Regions from separate parts of the Homo sapiens genome. Here region 2 is linked to region 1. Evidence: read pairs that join two places in POLR2A ChIA-PET (ENCODE). Cell type or tissue: PC-9. All regions are shown on one strand. Each heading gives the region's core, and the rest is flanking DNA. Links, peaks and the distances in the headings are about the cores only. Region 1 overlaps TMEM266 (transmembrane protein 266). Region 2 overlaps HMG20A (high mobility group 20A).

What was found. Peaks named below come from ENCODE experiments on the same cell type or tissue, not always from the same donor. Only the 100,000 strongest peaks of a DNase experiment are listed, where the experiment ranks them.
Region 2: POLR2A ChIA-PET joins it to region 1 with 16 read pairs; 2 of 35 experiments call an interaction of 5 or more read pairs at or near these places.

The regions. Positions count from the first base shown.
Region 1 is chr15:76,195,731-76,201,108 of GRCh38, reverse strand. All of the region lies in intron 9 of TMEM266 (transmembrane protein 266), which reads right to left. Among named protein-coding and RNA genes, the nearest start is that of ETFA, 110 kb to the left of the region's middle. RefSeq lists enhancers at 862-1,505, 1,506-2,150, 3,350-3,909, 3,910-4,469, 4,470-5,031. In PC-9, for the core only: no CTCF peak of the experiment used is centred there; DNase peaks (open chromatin) are centred at 3,178 and 4,388; H3K27ac peaks cover 2,058 bases.
Region 2 is chr15:77,438,246-77,443,623 of GRCh38, reverse strand. The region is part of intron 1 of HMG20A (high mobility group 20A); the gene reads right to left. Among named protein-coding and RNA genes, the nearest start is that of HMG20A, 20 kb to the right of the region's middle. In PC-9, for the core only: no CTCF peak of the experiment used is centred there; a DNase peak (open chromatin) is centred at 3,063.

The sequences.
Region 1 (5,378 bases), core at 172-5,171:
CTCCCTCCCCCGTGGAAGTCTGGAAGTGCTCCAGGGCTGCCCCTAGAGTCCGAGTCTGCACCCCCAGGAGCTTCTCTGAAGAATGGGGTCAGCAGACCCACTGTGTTCTGAGGGCCCCTCCCAGGCACACCTGTGAGCTGCAGAAGCCAGTCTGCCCTGACCCTGGGAGGCTGGAGGCAGCACAGAAGGGCCTGGCTCTTAAAAGCTTTTCTGGCCTCTTTTGATCTTTAAATGCCTGCAGTCAGAGGTGTGTTTTGCACTAACGCTGGGGTTGAGGGAGGGCCCCGGGCTGGCTCCAGGCCCTGCTCCTCATCAGCCAGCTACACTCTTCTTGCAGCTGGGCATCCATACGCTGTGTGTACTGCCAATGCTGTCTAGCCTGGCTGCTGCCCTGGGAAGCCAGGGGTAACTGATCCCTGCAAGCTGGAGGCTCAGGACCCCCAGGCCCTGTGGGCCAGGTTGGGGGATCTGGTCAATCTTGGTTTTATCCTGAGACCACACCCGCAGGGACTCCAGAGGGCCATGTGATGTGAGTAGGACAATGAGCTCAGCTAAAGTATCCACAGAGCAGCGAAACCTTAACCCAAGAGCCACTTGCAGGAGGAGGCCAGGGTAAATGAGAAAATCCCAGATGCTGAGTTGTCCTTGTGCTGCCACTGGCCTGCCATGGGGGCTCAAGCAGGTCCCATCCCCTCTCTGGGCCTCAGTTTCTTCATCTGTACCCCGATGGCGCTGGCGAGGCTCTTTCAGATTGTGATGGGGCCAGGCAGATGGTTCTGAAGTTCCAAGAGGTGACAGAGTCACAGCGGAGTGCGAAGGGACTGGAGGCATCTTGGCCAGTCCCCAGTACAGGAGTCCCCTGGATACCGGCCTGAGAGGGCTGTCTCCACCACAGCCTGCACACCTCTAAGGAAGTGGAGCAGCTCTGGTCATCAGCTCCTGGGCAGCTTCTCATTCATCTGTGCTCAGTGGAGTCACAGTGAGCCCACCCTCTGCCATGTATTGAGCCCAGGAGTCCCTGTCTGCGGGGAGCACAGTCGGGGCCTTCCAGGGACGTCAACTCCTGGTCAAACGGCCCATTAGCATTTAATCAGGAAGGCCTACTATGTGTGAGGCTTACAGGTCCTGGTCCTGCCCTCCACACAGGTACCAAGGACAAGCCCATTTCTACTCACGGTCTACATGACAGCCCTTCCACCACCTAAAAAGCCCCTCACATCCCTCCTGGGAAGTCTCCTTTCCTTGGAAAGCCCCTGTGCATTCTCTACCCCTCCCTGGTTTCCCAGCCTTTCCACCCTGAACGTTTCACTATGGGCTCCAGCTGTGACCAGAATGGGAGGGAGGGACTAGTGTTTACTCTCAAAGCTCCAGACCTAGGGGTCCGCACTTCACACACTGATCTCCCTGCCCCTGTGCTAAAAGGCCGTGATTATTGAATAGACTGTGCCAAGTGCCCCGAGATCCGATGTGATCACACTGCCCTAATGCACCCTCACATCCTCCGAGCGTGTTCAGAAACTGCCCTCCTCTGCCAACTCATGTGGAGCTTGTGGCCAGCACGGACACCCAGGTCTTCTCTGCAGGAGCTGAGGCCAGACCAGGCCTTCCCCACCCTGTACTCATTGTAACCCCCAAGGAGGGCTCATCACCCTGGGCAAACATCAGCTTGCTGGGCTCAGCCCAGAGGGTCAGCCTGCTGGAGACATCCTGAGTCCTGGCTCAGTCTATCAAGGTATTAGATCGTTCTCCTTTCTCTGTGTTGCCTACATAGTTGAGTCCTTCAGCCCAGACATCCCTCCTGAGCTTCGGACTGGTCTGGCCGACCGTCCCCGGACAACTCCTGGCTGGCCTCCAGCTACCTCTGACTCAACATGTCCAAAATAGAACTCGGTTTCTCCATCCGCCTCCATCTTGGTGACTGGTTCCCTGGCACTTTTTAGTGCCTCTCTCTTACCAACAACTTTGACTTCCACCAAGTCTGTGACCAGTTGAGGGACCCCTGGCCCTGTGACCAGTCCTAGATTGGACTTCATGGTTTACCCTTTGGACTCCTGCCCTGCCTGTGGGTTCAATGAATTAGATTACTTGCTCCCGGGATGTGCCTGACACAGAGCCGAGGTCCCTAGGTGGCCATGAGGGGTCTTTTCAGTCTGCACTTGCTCTCCCTGTCCCTACTCCCTCTGCTCCAGACCTGGACCCACACAGGGCCTTGGAGTGAGCTTTAAGGCGTGAGTCTGAGAGCCAGGCTGGCCTGGACTTCTCTAATGGTGCTGAGGCCGGGCCTGCCTGTTGTCTTGTGTCATGCAGGCTGGTGGATCCTCTTCTTCCAGAACTGAACACTTGGGCTGCGGTTCTGTCTTCACCCACAGAGGGGGACCAAGGGCCTTGGAGGGCAGAAGCCACATTTTACTGTCTCCCTGGTGCTTGGCATGGAGTTTGGCATATGCCAAGTACCATTAGGCTGGACTGGACAGAAGACTATGGTTGGATCAGAGGCCTGTGGGACTTCCCAGCCTCCACCCCTACTCCAGGGAGCCATGGAGTCACCACACACTCAGTAGGAAGTCTCACTGCCCACCCTGGTTCCTCCTACAGAGAGACTGGGGGATCTGGGAGCGAAGGGGTGGCAAGGGAGGCAGACACAGATGTTTATGGCTGGGAATGGGCCACACTGTTGGCCTCACACAGGGCTGCCCACCTTCCATCTAAGAATAAGCCCCTGCCCCCGGGAGTTTGCTTTGATTCAGCCCTGAGGAGTCCTAGAGACACACAGGAAGAACCCCCAAGGGACTGTGCTGTGCAGTCCGTGGAGGGGCAGGAAAGAATGGGCACAAACACAGGCTTCAGAACAAAACAGACCCAGGGCCAACCCGGCTCTGCAGGGCACATGCTGTGTGGCCTTAGGTAGATCCCTTAGCCACTCTGAGCTTCAGCTTCTTCATCCATAAAATGGGGATAGCAAATGCCTACTCTGCTGGTGAACTGGAAAGAGTCCCTGAGATCATGAATGTTTAGCCCAGGGCCATCCCTTGCCTCCCTGAACCCCTGGCTCCAAAGTCTCAGTGCTTTCTGTGGCAGCTGCTCTCTGCTGCCTGGCGCCTTTCTTCCCAGGGTGTGAGCACTTTGCAAACCCAACCTGACTAATCCTCCTAAAAGCCCGTCAAGTGCAGCGGTGCCAATGCTCATTATGTGGGTTTTACCCCTTGGGTGGAGCCCCCGACCTGCCCAGCAAGGAGGCAGAGGTGGAGAGAAAGGGTGGTGAGTCAGCTGGGCCAGGCTTCCTGGAGGTGGTGGGGACTGGCCAGGCTGCATGGACTGTGGTGTGGCAGAGGGGCATGGGGCGCCAACCACATGCCCTGTGCAGACCCAGGCCCCAAAGCCCAGGGCAAGGCTCTGATTCCTGGTTTGGGCTCCTGCTCCTAAACTCCAACTTGCTCTTCCATGGCTTGGCAGCCCTCACCAAGGGAGGGCACTAATATTCACTGAGCGCCTACTGTATACAAGGGATGAGAGCTGTGCATATGACTAAATGCTCAATCCTTCTCAGTGAAGAACTTCTACACCTGTTTCATTTTGAAAACACTAAGACTGAGACAGGACCAGCTACATAATTTCTAGGTCCCTTGTTTTAAAAGTATTAAGAATTTCAAGAGGGTAACAGCAGAGCAGTGAACCAAAGTTAGGGCCCTGTGTGACCACACAGGTCATGCATCCATGAAGCCAGCCCTGATCACAGAAGTAACTTGTTCAAAGTCAAGTTGAAATTCAAACCCAGACCTCAGTTCTAAACCCATGTCCCTCCGGTTGCTTCAAATGCTACTTTGCCTGAGGCTCTTTCAGATCTAGTCCTACAGCCCTGGGGTTCCTGGGGTCCCCAGTGTCCCGGTCAGGCCCACACATTTAGAGGCCAGTGGAAAGCCTTGCCTTCATGATCAGCCAGGCCCGCTCCTCTCCAAGGACAAGCACTGGTGCCAGCTCAGCTCCCTCCCCTGGGGCTGCCTGGCAGAGGCTGGCACAGAGCAGGCTGGCCGCATGCACCCCTGCGGCAGTGTCTCTGGATGCTGCAGCAGCGTGGGGGACGCGAAGGTTCCCTGTGATATATGGTGAAATCCGTGGCACTCCCACCAGGGGCTGTAATTCATAAGTTATGGGCGAGCTTCAAGACTAATAAATTTGGGAGAGAAGTATTAATGACTACACAGGGGCACTGTGAACTTGGCAGGCCCCAAAGCCTGGAACTCTGCAGCCTAGGTTTTAAAAATGATTTGTGCTACAGCAAGTCTAAACAGAAGCTGCTTGGCGTTGTCTGACTGTGACCTGCTGGCAACTGTTGAGATTGTGGAGCTGCTTCCTCCTCACGGCTGGGGCTGGCACCCCGCCCTCCTGGGCTGCCCTCCCCCACCCTGCAAAACACACGGCCCTCCCGAGGCTCTGTGACTCACAGCTCATGTCTGTAGGTTAATCCCTGGATTGTCTGTGTCCTGTGCATGAGGTGGGCCTCAGAGCCTCGCTGGCCTGAAGGTCACAGTTAGTTAGCAACAAGCACTGCCCTTACTTCATCTCCAGAGTAGCCTACAGTGCTCTCAGCTTGTCCAGCCATAATTTCTAATGTCATGAAAATCCCTCCCTGGACACAGTTCCTGGTCAAGGAGAGATCAGCTGGGGGATGCCCTGTGTCCCTGGACCATGCGAGGCTGTGAATCATGTGTGTTCCTCGCCAGCCCTGTGTTCTGCCCTTTGCCTTGGAGGCACTGGCTTTGCTGTTGATGCTCTGGGGCTGGCTGTGAAACAATGTGCCTAGGCTGGGGCAGGCAGTATCCACAGAGCCGGGAGGTACCCAGGAGACACCCCAGAAGAAGCAGGGAAGAGTGGGCAGGGGGATCCCAGGGCTGGACGGAGAAGCATCTGCACCTGCTCCCAGGGTGTGTGTCTGGCACCTCTATGGGAGGCCTGGGCCTGCCCTATCCAGATATCCCCTACCTTAGTTTCCAGGAGGGTTAGCAGGGACACTGCAGACCCCGTGACATCCTGCTGGTGACACATAGCCTATCAGTTTCCCCCAAGTGGCCTTCAACTCTGACCTGCTTTCTCCCTTCTGCCCCTGCCTCCCTCCTCCTCCTCCTGGAAGTTGCCCACTATGGGGGCTGCAGAGAGAGGAGGAGCAGGAGGGCCAGGCAGGACTGAAAGCTTCAGAGCACTCCTAGAATGTGCAGGAGTATTTTAAAGGCTTGGTTTCTTTGTGGAACCTCCAAGCCCAGATCTTGGCTCCCCTGTGTGCTCAAATGTGGCATCTGGCGTTCAGGGTCTTATAGGTCATTGGCTGAGGGACAACAAGGGCTGTGCTGTTAGCTCTAAAGCCAATGACCCTGATGAGAGAG
Region 2 (5,378 bases), core at 135-5,134, 1.2 Mb before region 1:
GGTCAGGAGTTCAAGACGAGCCTGGCCAACATGGTGAAACCCTGTCTCTACTGAAAATACAAAAATTAGCCAGGCATGGTGGTGGGCGCCTGTAATCCCAGCTACTCCAGAGGCTGAGGCAGGAGAATAGCTTGAACCCAGGAGGTGGATGTTGCAGTGAGGTGAGATCGTGCCACTGCACTCCAGTCTGGGTGACAGAGTGAGACCCTAACTTAATAATAATAATAATAATAATAATAATAATCATCATCATCATCATCATCATCATCATAAAAAATAGATATATAAGAACAAAGATTGGAAGGAAACACATCAAAATGTTCAAAGTGTTGGGAGGCCGAGGTGGGCAGATCACTTAAAGTCAGGAGTTCAAAACCAGCCTGGACAACATGGTGAAACCCTGTCTCTACTAAAAATACAAAAATTAGCCCGGTATGGTGGCAGGAGCCTATAATCCCAGCTACTCTGGAGGCTGAGGAAGGAGAATCGCTTAAACCTGGGAGGTGGAGGTTGCAGTGATGAGGGATCACACCACTGCACTCCAGCCTGGGTTACAGAGCGAGATTCTGTCTCAAAAAAAAAAAAAAAAAAAAAAAGTTCAAAGTAGTTATGTCAGGGTGGTGAAATTATGAATAATTACTTTCCAATCTTTGTTTTAAACTCAACCTTCAGCAGTATGGTTTTGTTACTTTAAAGAAAGAGGAAAAGTGCCATCAAGGATCACAGATGTTTTAAAATTAAATTTTAATTTCACATGCAATACTTAGTTTCTTTTTTGTAAAAAAAATATGGCTACACGTAGAGCTAAAATTCCCTTTTTGCCAGACTCTCCATACTCCCCTTTCCAGAAAAACACCATTAGAAGGATTTCTAAGTCCAGCCTGAGTGACAGAGCAAGACTCCATCTCAAAAACAAACAAACAAGGAGTTTCTAGCTTATTGCTGAAAGATGCCTTAAAGATAGTTGCTAATGATATATTCTTTCTCTCTCTCATCAGAATTAGGACTATAGGGCAGAGAAGAGTACGCATGTCTAGCAGGGAGAGTAAGGGCACAATTTATAAACCTCATGCTTTATATTAAAAATTCCCTTAAATTCTGCAGTCAGTTTTATAAAGCAGTATTTATTTTAACACAAGAATTAATGTTTTAAATTGCACGAGGCCAGGACAAGGATCATGTAGCCTCAAAACAGTATTTCCCCATGAGTGCAATAACACACAGCACAGATTCAGTTCATTTTCTTGACAGATAACTGACATATTTTGATACTGAGGGGAAAAAAGTGTTGTGACTTCCTTATTGAATATCTCCACTATATAGCAATATATTGAGAAGTTCTAACTCAATTTATGTCCTATTAACTTTCCAGATAAGTTACATGAAAATACACTGAAATTATCAAACAAGAATACCATTTAATTATGGGAAAACAGACCAGGAAAATGAGCTCAGCATTTCCTTAAGAGGTTTAACTCTGAAAATTACAATATATCTGAGGTTGTTATATGTACATTCTTATGTCACTGGCAGGAAAAGTAACAAGCTTTTGGTAAGTTGTTGTTTTACTTCTTGCCAATATACCTTAAGATAAACCTAAAATGTAATGTGTTTGATTCATCTCTAATTCCACTGGCATCTCTGTGCCTTCAGAAATTGGACTCTAAATTGCCTTACACGAAAAAGAAAAGTTATTGGTACTCTCAAGCTCATCATTACAATATTTTTCCACAGAAGCTTCTCTGGAGGCATTTATTCTTACTAGAAACTCTGTCCAAATATTTAATTTGGCCCTGGGTGTTTAGTAACATTAGAATATTTAAAAGACAAAGTTGATAAATTACAATCAAGATGTAGTAATGTGAGCTATGAGGGAAAAAAAGCTTAACTGTGATTTCTACAACAAATTCACTCAAAATTTGGAGACAAAAAGCATCTCAAATATTTGATAAAGGATGATATGCTGCATAAACTACAAGGAGACAACCTGAGGCAGTAGGAAGAGCTCTGAATCGAAGTCAGGAAATCTGACTTTGAGTTCAGGATATACTACCAACTAACTGGTTTCTGGGATCACTAAATGACTCTGGCTCAAGTTTTTTCACCTGTTCATGAAGAACAAAATCAACTTCAAATTTGTTTAGCTGTCAGACTACATAGAATACTGAGAAACAGTATATTTAATTATATGAACTAGAAACACTAACAAACTAGCAGAAAATAGGAATATATTAAAAATTCAATATAAAATCACAACCATAAACATATATGTACACAAACAAACACAGAGTTCTCTAAGCATGGTATGCACTTCTGAATTCTGTTCATATTTATTTGCTATCTGGGAGGGAGTCTCAGTTTATACTGAGGGCTCTGGAGTCAGACTGCCTAGATTCCAATCTCATCTTTTACGTATTAGCTGTGGAACTTGGGCAAGCTAGTCAAAAGCTCCAAACCAAGGTTTTCTTATCCTATAAATGAGAAGAGTAATAGTACATACTATATAGAAGTTATCTCAAGAAGTAATCTGTGTAAATAAAGCAGGTAGTATGGTGTCATCATATAGTAAGAGCCTAATAACAATAATGATAGCAATAATTGCAGCAAGAATTTATTGCTTACTAAGTACCAGGCACTATTTTAAGAGCTATACGTGTATGATACCACTTAATCCACACATCTGCCGTATCAAGTAGATATTATCATTAGCACCTATTTTATAGTGAACAAACTGATCCACAGAGGGGTTAAGTAACTTACAAATGTTTACTGTGATAGTCACTATGGCTATTCAAAAATATTTAGATCTCCTTTCAGAAACATAAGAGGAAACTTCCTCACTGCCTCAGAGAAGACACAAGGACCATGTAACTCATGGGCAATGAAAGTGAGTGACATATGATTCTTCTGGGCAGAAAATCTGAGTCTATAAGCAATTTGCCATGTTTCCTTCCCCTGAATACAGTGACTGTGGAAGTATATATTATAATGTAGTTTACATCCGCCTGGTTGTCTAAGTGACCACAAATAGCATAGCCCCATGTTGACTCACTTTGGACAAATAGCATAAGTGAGAAAAGAAAGCCACTGAGATTTTGTGGTTGTTTATTACCACAGCAATATAAATAGCAATAACCTAGCCTATCCTAACTGACACCTTCTCAGTTAATAAATTTCAGATTTAAGTAACATCATTATCTACTTATTTATAGTTAATACCCAAGGTTTCAAAATAAATTATGGGAGAAAACAGTACATTTCTATCCATTTACTTCTTTTTGTGTGTGTAAACCAACAAAAGTTCACTATTATCTAGTTTAATACCACAATTTAAGAATTGTTGGTCTAAATGTCTTCATGATCTTAGGCTAGGCAAAGATTTCTTAAAGAGGACAAAGCACTAACCACATTAGAGAAAAGTGACAAATTGGAGTTCACTATAGTTAAGAATGTCTGTTCATCAGAAGATCATGTTAAAGGAGTAAAAAGGCAAGCCACAGACTGGGAAATTATATTTGTAATACATATATTCCCTAAAGACTCATATTTAGAATATACGAAGAACTCCTAAATATCACTAAGATTAAAAATAAATGACCCATTTTTTTAAAAAAGGGGGCTAAATACAAAGCAAGCACTTCATAAAGAGACTATCCAAATGATCAATAGCTATAGAAAAAGAGACAGTATTATATACCCACCAGAATGGCTAAAATAAAAAAAAATGACAATACACAGTGGTAGCAAGGATGGAGAGGAACTGAAATTCTCTGACGGTGCTACTGGGAATCTAAATGGGGACAATCATTTTGGAAAACTATTTAGCAATATCTGTTAAAATACACCTATCCTATGAACCAGCAACTCCATTCCTAGTAATATATCATAGAGAAATGAGTGTATATAACCAACAGAAGACATGTATGCGAATGTTCATAGCAGCTTTTTAAATAATAGCCTCAAAGTGGAACCAACCCATGTGTCCATCAACAGTAGCATGGATATGTTATGATATAGTCCTACAATGAAATCAGTGGAATACTATACAGATTGAACTACTGCTACATGCAACATGGATGAATTTCATAGATATAATGATGAGCCAAGAAGCCAGACCCACGAGAATAAATATTCTATGAATATATTTATATGAAGCTCAATAACAAGTAAAACAACCGTATAGTGACAGAAATCAGAATAGTGGTTATCTCTCGTGGGGAGAGAGAAGGTAATGACTGAAGAGCCTCCTAGAGTGACGAAAATATTCACAGGCACATATATATCTATGTAAAAATTCATTGATTTTTGTACTTTACTGTATGTACCACAGTTTTAAAAAGTAAAAGAAAAAAAGCAGCATTGGTTAAGATGAGAATTCCAAGATTAGAAGGTCCCACAAAGATCACTGAGTCCAATCATACAACCAAGGCTCAGCCCCCAACCTGAAAGCCTCTCTTGGGAATGTCTACTTCCACTTCTCAATAGCTCTGACAATTGTAAAGTTATTCTTTATAATGAACTCCAAACCTACGGACGGGCGTGGTGACTCACGCCTGTAATCCCAGCACTTTGGGAGGCTGAGGCAGGTGGATCACGAGGTAAGGAGATCGAGACTATCCTGGCTAACACGGTGATACCCCGTCTCTACTAAAAAAATACAAAAAAATTAGCCGGGCGTGGTGACAGGTGCCTGCAGTCCCAGCTACTCGGGAGGCTGAGGCAGGAGAATGGTGTGAACCAGGGAGGCGGAGCTTGCAGTGAGCCGAGATCACGCCACTGCACTCCAGCCTGGGTGACAGAGGAGACTCCGTCTCAAAAAAAAAAGAAACTTGAAAACATTTTCTCTTGAAATGAAATTTATCTGGTTTAAAATTGGTAGTAAACAGGCATTTTTTCAAGGGTTTTGGGAAATGCTAGTAGCCTGAAAGCTGTTTCAAATTGTTGTGCTTATAATTTTCTACCAAACGTACAATTAAGCATCTTATTGTATTAAAACCAGCTTCAAAAACAATAATTAAAAACTACATCTAAGATGGAGAAAGCAAACCCAAGCTATATAAGAAAATGCAGAGTATCTTGTAATATCAAATCATAATAGATGTGTATAACCTATAAAACACGTGAATACATTAATATTGTGAAATATGGTCATTTTTTGCTTTATTCTGATTATTCTGATTAAAAGACATGTCATATACTTACTGTGGTTGCATTATGGCATATTTATGTGACTAAAATAGTTAATAATATTTACAAACAATATTGTAAATCTCAGGAGTAACCAAATGCGATTAGACTAACTTTTCTTTGTAGGGCCCTTATGTATTTTTTTAAAATTGCAGTTTGGCTGGGTCCAGTCGCTCACACCTGTAATCCCA